2 separate regions of the Homo sapiens genome follow, and region 2 is linked to region 1. Evidence: read pairs that join two places in POLR2A ChIA-PET (ENCODE). Cell type or tissue: PC-3. All regions are shown on one strand. Links, peaks and the distances in the headings refer to the core of each region. The heading gives the core; the rest is flanking DNA.

What was found. ChIA-PET counts read pairs that join two places held together with the same protein. Peaks named below come from ENCODE experiments on the same cell type or tissue, not always from the same donor. Only the 100,000 strongest peaks of a DNase experiment are listed, where the experiment ranks them.
Region 2: POLR2A ChIA-PET joins it to region 1 with 5 read pairs; 2 of 35 experiments call an interaction of 5 or more read pairs at or near these places.

Annotation. Positions count from the first base shown.
Region 1 is chr17:77,284,803-77,290,282 of GRCh38, forward strand. The region is part of intron 1 of SEPTIN9 (septin 9); the gene reads left to right. Among named protein-coding and RNA genes, the nearest start is that of SEPTIN9-DT, 5.6 kb to the left of the region's middle. RefSeq lists enhancers at 646-1,210, 1,013-2,212, 1,211-1,773. In PC-3, for the core only: no CTCF peak of the experiment used is centred there; DNase peaks (open chromatin) are centred at 1,029, 2,219, 3,049, 4,159 and 1 weaker place; H3K4me3 peaks cover 4,942 bases; H3K27ac peaks cover 5,000 bases.
Region 2 is chr17:76,702,712-76,707,931 of GRCh38, forward strand. All of the region lies in intron 1 of MXRA7 (matrix remodeling associated 7), which reads right to left. It also overlaps the pseudogene RNY4P36. Among named protein-coding and RNA genes, the nearest start is that of MXRA7, 5.6 kb to the right of the region's middle. In PC-3, for the core only: no CTCF peak of the experiment used is centred there; no DNase peak of the experiment used is centred there.

The DNA of each region.
Region 1 (5,480 bases), core at 199-5,198:
TATTTTTACTAGAGATGGGGTTTCACCATGTTGGTCAGGCTGATCTCGAACTCCTGACCTCGTGATCTGCCTGCCTTGGCCTCCCAAAGTGCTGTGATTACAGGCATGAGCCACCACGCCCAGCCTGCCTCATTTGTTAAATGGGACAGTGCTATGTTGTTGTAAAGGTTAAACGAGTTCATATTTGAAAAAGCTGAGAAATGCCTGCTCTGTAACCTGTTAGCTGCTGTCATGATCATGATTGTCATTGACAGGAGGATGGAGAAGGCTGGGGTTACGCCATTGCTAGGACGTTCCAGAAGCCTCCATGATCTTCCCTTACTGTGGTCAGAGCATGGTGCAGGGTCTCTCCCCCAGCCCCTCAGCACTGGAGCCAGCTGCACTGTACCCGCCCTGGCTCTCTAGGTTCTGAGTTTTGGGACTCCCTTTGCATACTAGGTCACATGGAACTTGCCGTCATTCCCAGGCTCCCCTGGAAACTCTCTGTGGGTGGCAGCGGCAGGAGGACTTACCCGAGGCCGATGAGCCACAGAAGCGGGACTGAGGTTGCGTCACACCCCTACTGGCACCTGGGAATTACTCTGGAGATTCTTTTTTTATTTTTTATTTTTTTGAGATGGAGTCTTGCTCTGTTGCCCAGGCTGGAGTGCAGTGGCACGATCTCGGTTCACTGCAACCTCTGCCTCCCAGGTTCAAGCAATTCTCATGCCTCAGCCTCCTGAGTAGCTGGGATTACAGGCATGTGCCACCGTGCCCAGCTAATTTTTGTATTTTTTAGTAGAGATGGGGTTTTACCATACTGGCCAGGCTGGTCTCGAACTCCGGACCTCAGGTGATCCACCCGCCTCAGCCTCCCAAAGTGCTGGGATCACAGGCATGAGCCACCGTGCCCAGCCACTCTGGAGTTTCTCTGTGGCTTTCAGGAGATTCCTGAAGGGGCACCAGCCACGATTAAAAAGCTCTATGCTGTCGTGACTTCTGAGTCCTGGGCAGGGAGGGAGGCTGCACCCACACAGGAAGCAGCTTCTGCCGTGATTCAGTGTGCTGGCTCGCCGTGGTGGACAGGGCTGCACCCTCACCCAGCGCCCCGGGAGCTGACTTACGGGAAGGGCAAGGAATTGCACCCTCAGAGAACACTTCCCCAGTCAGCTAACCCGGTGACAGGCGAGCGTGGGAAGGGCACAAGCACAGGGTTTCTTCCTCTTCTCCCCCAGCCCCGTCTCCGCGCCTGTTCTCGCTGCCTCTTGCCTCCTCACGTCCAAGCTTGTCTGCTCTGGCGCATTCAGGGGACCTGGACTGGAGAGAAAAAGCCACCTCGTACGGTTAGTCTGTGGCTCTGTCTGACTTGTGTCCTCCGCCGAGGCCCCTCAGTTGTGAGACAGCTGGCTGAGCCTAAGTCCTGGGGCCAGCCCTCTCCCTAGTCTGTTGCAAAGGTAGAAAGGCATGCCCAGGCAGGGGCCACCTGCCCTGCCCGCTCACGCCAGACCGCAGGCACTTGCCCGTCAGATCTCCCCGGCCTGCCCAGAGGGATTCTGATAGCCGAGGGCAATGCACCTGGCAGCGGAGCATTGCGTTTGCGACAGTCCACCTTCTTCCTGGAACCACCCCCCACAAGTGTGACCAGCTCAAGCCAGGACAGGTACAGGGGGACCCAGGATTGCCACTTAGGGGCAGTGGTCTGGAATCCAGGTCCAGGTGACATGGGAGCCAACCCTCTGCTTGGAGATCCCAGGTGGGTGTTTGCAGAGGACATCTCACTTGAGGACCCATGGAAGGGGACACTTCCCACCCCCTACCTGGTCCTTGGGCTGCCCTCCTCTGACACTCTCCTGCCATCCCAGGCAGCCCTGACAGCCCCATGTGACTGGGACCTAGAGGTGGCCCCTGTTTCCGCCCCAGTGTTTGTCCACAGGCAGTGTTGCGTGGGCTCTGAAGTTTGCCTAAGATGGACCTGATAAGGGGAGTTCAGTACACATCAGTGCAGGCCCGGCCAGGGGGTGATGATGGCAGTTCCTGGGCAGATCCAGCTGGCTTTAGGGTAGGAGGGGCTCCAGAGAGAGGCTCCAGGCCCCTAGGGGTGTGAACCTTTGGGGTGAGGCGGGAAGTGACGCGCTGGGTTCCTGCGCCTCTGTTTGTTGGAGCTATTACCTTGGAAACATCCCAGCTCTAGGCGGTTGCCAGGGATTTATGGGGATCAGTGGGTGCCAATCCCTGGGTGAAGCCCTCGGGGCTTGTACACAGCACACAGCGCTGTGGCCCCATGGCTCACTTTGCTGTGTGAAGTGGCTCAGTCTCCGGGAGAGTCCTTAGCCAGGCAGGCCTGACGGCAACTGCCAGGTCATGGTGATCTGGAATCGCTGACCAAAGGGAGTCAGTCCTGGTGGGTGGAGGGACTTGGTGGGCAGCCATCGTGATGCCAGGCATGGGGATCGTGTGTCACCCAGGCCTGTGGGTGCCGAGCTTCTGTGGGAGCAGTGAAGTGCCCCCGTGGCCGATGGGCTGGTCACCCCTGCCCCTTTCCTGATGTGACAGTTGTGCCTGGGCCCCGGGAAATTTGCCAGGAGGCCTGGCATTGGCCTGCTCTACTGGAGCGGCCCTGCTGAGCTGTGAGCTGCCCGTCTCCCTGAGGTTCCTAGCCCATTTCAACTCTCCATGTGGATTTGGTCATTCATTCCAGAAGCGTCTGCCGGGCGCTGCTGAGTGTCAGGTTCTGTTTGCCTCCTCTCCTGTACGCTGGAGGCTCTGGGCACCAGCTCTGCAGGGTGGCCTGGCCTTGGGTCTCCAGGGTAGAGCATGGCACTCTCTGCTCCCAGCCCAGTTTCTCTCTGCTTTATCTCCCTGACCCCACCCTGGGCATGGGCCCATTTGCAGCCCCTGTGAAGGGAGACATTGAGCTGTTGCTGGCAGAGGAGGGGCGGCTCCTGGGCACTGCTTGCCAATGGCCTCTCGGCAGCTCTGTGACAGCTGAGCTTTGTTCCCAGCCTAATCTGACCTGGTTCTCCAAAGCATGACTGTTGGCAGCCTGAAAACCTCCAGGACAGGAAACAGGAGTGGCGCAGGGAATGTAAGATGATCCCAGCTTCAAGTCACTGGGCGGCCCTTAGACCCAGGCTGCCTGCTGTCTCTGGCAGGAACTCAAGTCGCTGGTCATCCTCAGAGCGGTGTTGGCCCGGGGCCTTCAGTGGCCTTTGTGTCTGGGTGAGAGGAACCCTGGATGGCCACTCTGCCCTGAGTGTGTGGGTCCCCAGAAGTGCTGGGTTAGGGGGCACGGAGGGCCAGAAAGTCCCCTTTGGAGCGCTGGACTCTCTCGCTGACTCCTACCCCACCCCGGCCTGGGGTTTCAGAGAAGGGGTCCAGGCAGGAGTGTCATCTTTTCTCAATGGGGATGTGGCTTCAGTCTCTGTCCAGGTGGGTGCATTGCTCTCTTTCCGGCTCCTCCCAGGCTGCTTAAATGACCTGTGACGAGGCCTGCGCCATGGCCGGGGCCCTCTGCTTTTCCCAGCGCTGCACCTGGGAACCAGGGGTTGGGCCCCGGAAGCCGAGGATGTCCCTGAATGCCATGCCTGGGCACCTGTCCTGGCCAGGCGAGGCGTGTTGGGGCAGCGGCTGAGATGGGAGCAGCAGCATTGCCTGCCAGGTTTGAGATGGGCCCCGGGTGAGTGTGGTTACCAGGAAGGGCTGGGCAGAGCAGGCGGGTGGGCCGCCCCTGGGGCCTTGTTCCGCAGATCAACCTGATCCGCACCCTGGGGCCGGGGCTTCCTTTCACAGCCTTCCCATGAACTATGGCTCCTGTTTCCATCCCAAATCAGATCCCAGAAGAGGAATAATGTCCATGTAACCCAAGCCAGTTGGAAGTGGGTTACATCCAACCCCTGTCATCTTCCAGCTTGTTAAGGACTTGACTAACTCAACCCAGAGGGATTTGGAGGGTTGTCTGCAAAACCCACTAATAACAGGGAACTTTAGCTCTGTAGCCACAGGGTCTACAGAGGTGTCGGGCTGTCGGGTTATTGCTGGGAGGTGAGCCGGTGGCGTAGACACCATGGAGGCACCGGTAGTGGAAGAGCTGCAAGTGCACACAGAGGCCGGCACCGAGGGGCGGGGAGGAGGAGGTGGTGGATTTCTCGCCAGTGTTGGCATCATGTTGCCTCCAGCATCAGAGACCCAAGGTGTGGCTGACCTTGGCTGGGGCGATGAGTCATTGGATAGCAGAGCCTTCCTGGTAGCTGGGGGTTAACGCTTTAACTGCCGGGACTTTGTATTATGCCGCTTCTTTTTTTTGTTTTGTTTGGTTTGGTTTGGTTTGGTTTTTGAGACGGAGTCTCACTCTGTCACCCAGGCTGGAGTGTGGTGGCTCAATCTTGGCTCACTGCAACCTCTGCCTCCTGGGTTCAAGCAATTCTCCTGCCTCAGCCTCCTGAATAGCTGGGATTACAGGCACGCGCCACCATGCCTGGCTAATTTTTGTATTTTTAGTAGAGATGGGGTTTCGCCATGTTGGCCGGGTTGGTTTCAAACTCCTGACCTCAGGTGATCCACCTGCCCCGGCCTCCCAAAGTGCTGGGATTACAGGCATGAGCTACCGCGCCCAGCTTGCATTTATGCTTTTTTTTTTTTTTTTTTGAGATGGAGTTTCGCTCTTGTTGCCCAGGCTGGAGTGCAAAGGCGCGATCTCAGCTCACTGCAACCTCCACCTCCCGGGTTCAAGCGATTCTCTTGCCTCAGCCTCCCAAGTAGCTGGGATTACAGGCCTGCGTCACCATGCCCGGCTAATTTTGTATTTTTAGTACAGACGGGGTGTCCCCATGTTGGTCAGGCTGGTCTCGAACTCCCGACCTCAGGTGATCCGCCCGCCTTGGCCTCCCAAAGTGCTGGGATTACAGGCGTGAGCCACCGCACCCGGCCTATGCTTTTTATTATTATTATTTAATTTTTTAAGGAAAGCAATCTAAACTGTACACTGTATCTTTTCTTTCTCTTTTGCTTTTTGTTGTCAGTTTTCTGTATTACTTATTGCCAAACAACATGAACAGGAAATTGAAAGGAAAACTTCAACAATCATTGGCTGTAGCATTTCTTCTGTGTTCCATTCAGTGCTTGTCTCCTCAGGAACATGACATAGGGTTTGATTTAATTATGAAAGGCGTATATTTTCAGAGTTTTATACTCCCCATAGAATGAATGTTGAATTCTGTTCTTTTCACTTGAAATTAGATCTCAGGCATGGATTTCATGATTATCACTATAATGGCTCTTCAGAGTGGACATTGCATCTTGTAGGGAACCACCCTCTCCCCAGCTGCTGGTGTGGACGCTCCTCCTTGATGGTGTGGGTCTGGGCCCCTGAAGGGTGGTGTCCTGAGTAAAGATGTTACAGTAGCCATGCTTATAGCTTTGGGCCTGGGGCTAGGTGGAGACTGGCTTCAACCCTAGAGCTTGCTGTCTTAAAATAAATTCTTTTTTTTTTTTTTTTGAGATGG
Region 2 (5,220 bases), core at 1-5,000, 580 kb before region 1:
TGTGGTGGTAGGTGCCTGTAATCCCAACTATTTGGGAGCCTGAGGCAAGAGAATCGCTGGAACCTGGGAGGGGTAGGTTGCAGTGAGCCAAGATCGCGCCACTGCACTCCAGCCAGGGTGACAGAGCGAGACTACCTCTTAAAATAAATATATATATATACGTATATATATATATATATCTTGAGGAGGCCTCACCATAGGAAGAACTTCCTGAAAGGCTAACGGCTGACTTGACTATGGAGTAGGGTTTCCTGCTGATCTCCAGCAGAACACCACTGGGCTGGGGGCATTTTCTTCTCTTGAAGTGGGAGGATGGCTTGAGCCCAGGAGGTGGAGGTTGCAGTGAGCTGAGATTGCACCACTGCACTGCAGCTTGGGTGACAGAACCAGACCTTGTCTCAAAACAGCAAGATTTATCTCAGACTCTGAGTCCTCAGCAAATAAGAATCAGGCCAGGAGAAAAACGATGAATACCAAGGACATCACACAAGAAGGCCCTTGCTGAGAATCTGCCAGGGTTGTCTCACCCAGAGGTCAGGTTGGTCAGCGGGTTATAAATGTGCGCAAGGAGTTCTCACTTGAAAACATTAAATACACACATACACAGGCCACAAAACTGGAGCTGAAGGGTTGGGCACAGTGGCTCGCACCTGTAATCCCAGCATTTTGGGAGGCAGCGGCTGGCAGACTGCTTGAGCTCAGCAGTTTGAGACCAACCTGCAACATGGCGAAACTCCATCTCTACAAAAAATACAAAACTTATCCAGGCATAGTGGTGCGTGCCTGTGGTCCCAGCTACTCGGGCGGCTGAGGTAGGAGGATGGCTTGAGCCTAGCAGGCAGAGGTTGCAGTGAACTGAGATTGTGCCACTGCACTCCAGCCTGGGCGACAAAGTGAGACTCTGTTTTGTTTTTTGTTTTTTAAAGCCAGTTAACTTTAGCAGTAGGGGGTTGTATATCAAGTTTAGTGACACTAATGTTAACAAGTTCTGATAACCCAACACCATTGGACCAGCTGAGGTCCTAGCTCAAAAAAAAAAGAATACATTGAAAAAAACAAAAAACTGGAGCTGATGCCTGGAAAGTGGACAATCACTTCTGTAAGTTCTATGGCAATTCAGAGGCAACATTTGAAGATAAACAACTTCCGTGAGTCCTGCAATGGGTTTTCTCTGGGCCATCAAATCTCATGCAGACATTGTTTTAGCCAATGTAACCCTGTGTCCAGAAAACAGCATCATAGCCGGGCGTGGTGGTGGCCACCTGTAATCCCAGCTACTCAGGAGGCTGAGGCAAGCAGAAGAATCACTTGAACCCGGGAGGCGGAGGTTGCGGTGAGCTAAGATTGTGCCACTGCGCTCCAGCCTGGGCGACAGAGGGAGACTGTCTCCAAAAAAAGAGAAAAAGAAGATAGCATTGCTTCTACCACCCCGCAGCAGGGAATAGAATGACTAGAATGACTGCTGCAGCACCCTCCAGCTTCCTTCAGATTTTTTTTTTTTTTTTTTTTTTTGAGACGGAGTCTCACTCTGTCGCCCAGGCTGGAGTGCAGTGGTGCGATCTCAGCTCACTGCAAGCTCCACCTCCCGGGTTCACGCCATCCTCCTGCCTCAGCCTCTCGAGTAGCTGGGACTACAGGTGCCCGCCACCACGCCCGGCTAATTTTTTGTATTTTTAGTAGAGATGGGGTTTCACTGTGTTAGCCAGGATGGTCTCGATCTCCTGACCTCGTGATCCGCCCGCCTCGGCCTCCCAAAGTGCTAGGTTTACAGTCGTGAGCCACCGCGCCCGGCCAGCTTTTTTTTTTTTCATGCCTGTAATCCCAGCACTTTGGGAGGCCGAGGCAGGCTGATCATTTGAGGCCAGGAGTTCAAGACCACCCTGGCCAACATGGCGAAACCCCGCCTCTACTAAAAATACAAAAATTAGCCAAGCATAGTGGTGCATGACTGTAATCCCAGCTATTTGGGAGGCTGAGGCAGGAATACTGCTTGAACCCAGGAGGTGGAGGTTGCAGTGAGCTGAGATTGCGCCACTGCACTCCTGGGCGACAAGAGCAAAACTCCGTCTCAAAAAAAAAAAAAAAAAAAAGAATGCTGGAAACAGTTCTGCATGAGGTCCCCTTAGAGAAGGGGCTTCTGAACCTGACCTCCTCATCCTGTTCCATACATCTGTCCTTAACAGTGGCAAGCCCAGTGTGGCCAAACGCAGGTTGTTCCAGAAATACTCCTAACCATCAGGGATCTGGCATTTCTCTGGAAGACGGTTTACCAGAGGCCCAAGCTGGTCTCCCTCCTCCCACAGTGTGGTTTGAGCCGAGTGGGAAAGAGCGGGGCTACAAAAAGGAAACTGTCTGCATGCTCACCATTTCATTTCTAGCTCTCCAAAGCTAGGTGGCTTTTTTTCTCAAGACATATTCTTTAAAAACATACTCCTTCTTGCTAAGCAGAAAATTCTAGCTGACATTAGTCTGTAACCAAGGCTCTTTCTCTCTGAAAGAACAAAGTTTATCTATTAGGAAAGCCCCTGGACTTCTTTCATATATGGAAAAAAATTAAGTTAGGCACTCAAACAACTTTACAAAAAAATACCCACTGGAACTACTGAACAGGGAACTCTACTTACAGCCCTCCAAGGCATCTTCTATTCAGTTGCTCTATATCGTTATAGTTATTGTGAATACAATATTTTATGTTCTACCTTTTTACTTATTTCATACTAATTTGCTAATGAATCCAATGTGCTAATTAATGAACATTTGGATTATTTCTAGTTTTTTCCCCAGTAAGTCACTGGGCCTGTTCTGGACTAAATATTTGTGTCCCCTGCAAATCTATCTGTTGAAGTCTTAACCCCCAGTGTGATGGTATCTGGAGGTGGGGGTCTTTGGGAGGTGAGATTTAGACGAGGTCACGATGGTGGAGTCCCTACAATGCTATGAGGGCCCTGATAAGAAGAGGAAGAGACATCCCTCTCTCTCTGGCATGTGAAAGTACAGCAAGAAGGTGGCTGTCTGCAGGCCAAAAAGAGAGCCCTCACCAAAACCAGAATCTGCCAACACCTCCATCTTGGACTTCCCAGCCTCCAAAAGTGTAGGAAATAATGCCTGTTGTTTAAGCAACCCAGTCTGTGGTATTTTGATATATCAGCCTAAGCTGCTTAAAGACAAGGACCTAAAGTGATATAAACAACTGGCAAATATCTACTTGGCCCTCCACTACTTGGCTTCTGAGATTTTGCTAAGAGAACAGAAAGTAGGACCACACTGCCATCACAAAGGCCCACACTGCCATCACAGAGGACCACACTGCCATCACGAAGGCCCACTCTGCTATCACAAAGGACCACACTGCCATCACAGAGGACCACACTGCCATCACAAAGGCCCACGCTGCCATCACAAAGGCCCACGCTGCCATCACAAAGGACCACACTGCCGTCACAGAGGCCCACGCTGCCGTCACAGAGGCCCACGCTGCCATCACAGAGGCCCACGCTGCCATCACAAAGGCCCACTCTGCCGTCACAGAGGCCCACTCTGCCATCACAGAGGCCCACGCTGCCGTCACAGAGGCCCACGCTGCCGTCACAGAGGCCCACGCTGCCATCACAAAGGACCACGCTGCCATCACAGAGGCCCACTCTGCCATCACAGAGGCCCACGCTGCCGTCACAGAGGCCCACGCTGCCGTCACAGAGGCCCACACTGCCATCACAAAGGACCACACTGCCATCAAAAAGGACCACACTGCCATCAAAAAGGACCACACTGCCATCAAAAAGGACCACACTGCCATCACAAAGGCAGGAGAGATGATGGGGAAGTTCACCTGCTCCTGGGTCATTCTGGGAAGGCTGGGGTCTCTGTAGCTTCCAGAGCCCACACCTATGGTGAACAGGTTGGTGAGGGCAGAGGACACAGGTGGACCTGACAGCAGGGTGACTTCAGGGGAACCAGGGCCAAGTCACATGGTTAAGACAGACAGATGAAGGCTGTGCTACCCACTCAGACCACCACCTCCAGAGTGTCTGAAAAACCAACCCCTTTCCCAAGAAATTTCCCAAAGAAGAATGTTGGCTTCTTTGTTCCAACATTCTCTTTTGAAAAATTCCAAACCTACAGAAAAGTTGAAATAATAATACAATGAATACCATACACCCTTCACCTAGATTCACCAATGGTTAACATTTTGCCATCTTTGCATTCTCTCTCTATACACACACACACTGTGTGTGTGTGTGCATGTAACTATTTGAATCATGACATGTCATCCCAAAATGTTTCAGCCTGCATCTTCCTAAGGATAAGGACATTGTTTACACAGCCATCTGCCGGTATCGTACACAAAAAATTCAGCGTTGATTCAATAAGCTTACCTAACACAGCCATTCATTTAAAAAATGTCTCAATTATCTCCAGTATGTCCTTTATAGCTCCCTTCTCTGATGGAGAATCCAATCAAGGATCAAGATTGTATTTATTTGTCATATTGCTTTAATCTCCTAAATCCCAATTAAATCTAGAAGAGTCTCTGTGTGCTTCATGACACCGGCCCACTGCCTTGCAGGAAGTCCCTACTCTTTTTTTTTTTTTTTTTTTTTTTTTTTTTTTGAGATGGAGTCTCGTTCTGTTGCCCAGGCTGAAGTGCAGTGGCACGATCTTGGCTCAACTGCAACCTCAGCCTCCTGGGTTCAAGTGATTCTCCTGCCTCAGTTTCCTGAGTAGATGGGATGACGTGCACGCCACCATGCCTGGCTAATTTCTGTATTTTTAGTAGAGACGGGGTTTCGCCATGTTGGCCAGGTTGGTCTCGAACTCCTGACCTCAGGTGATCCTCCTGCCTCGGCCTCCCAAAGTGCTGGGATTACAGGTGTGAGCCATCGCGCCCGGGCTCTAGTCTGTCTATGAGCAGAGCTAGGCCCCAAGTACCGAGATACTTGAGTCCTGGCACAGACAAGAAATTTAACTCTAGTGCTATTCAAATGACCCTTGACGCTTTGCCAATTACCAATGTTTGGGAATCCGACCATCCAGCCTTGCTCCAATCCACAAGTCCATTAGGTAAGAGGCCTGGCAATCCTAAAACCCCAACCTACACAGGAGCACCAAGAAAGCCCTGAGTCCTGGCCTGAAAAGAGGCCGGCTCCTGTTCTTGACTTCGTTGGCTCATGATTCTTTGCGTGAACAGGCCTTGCCTATAATGCTTCCTCACAGCCCACC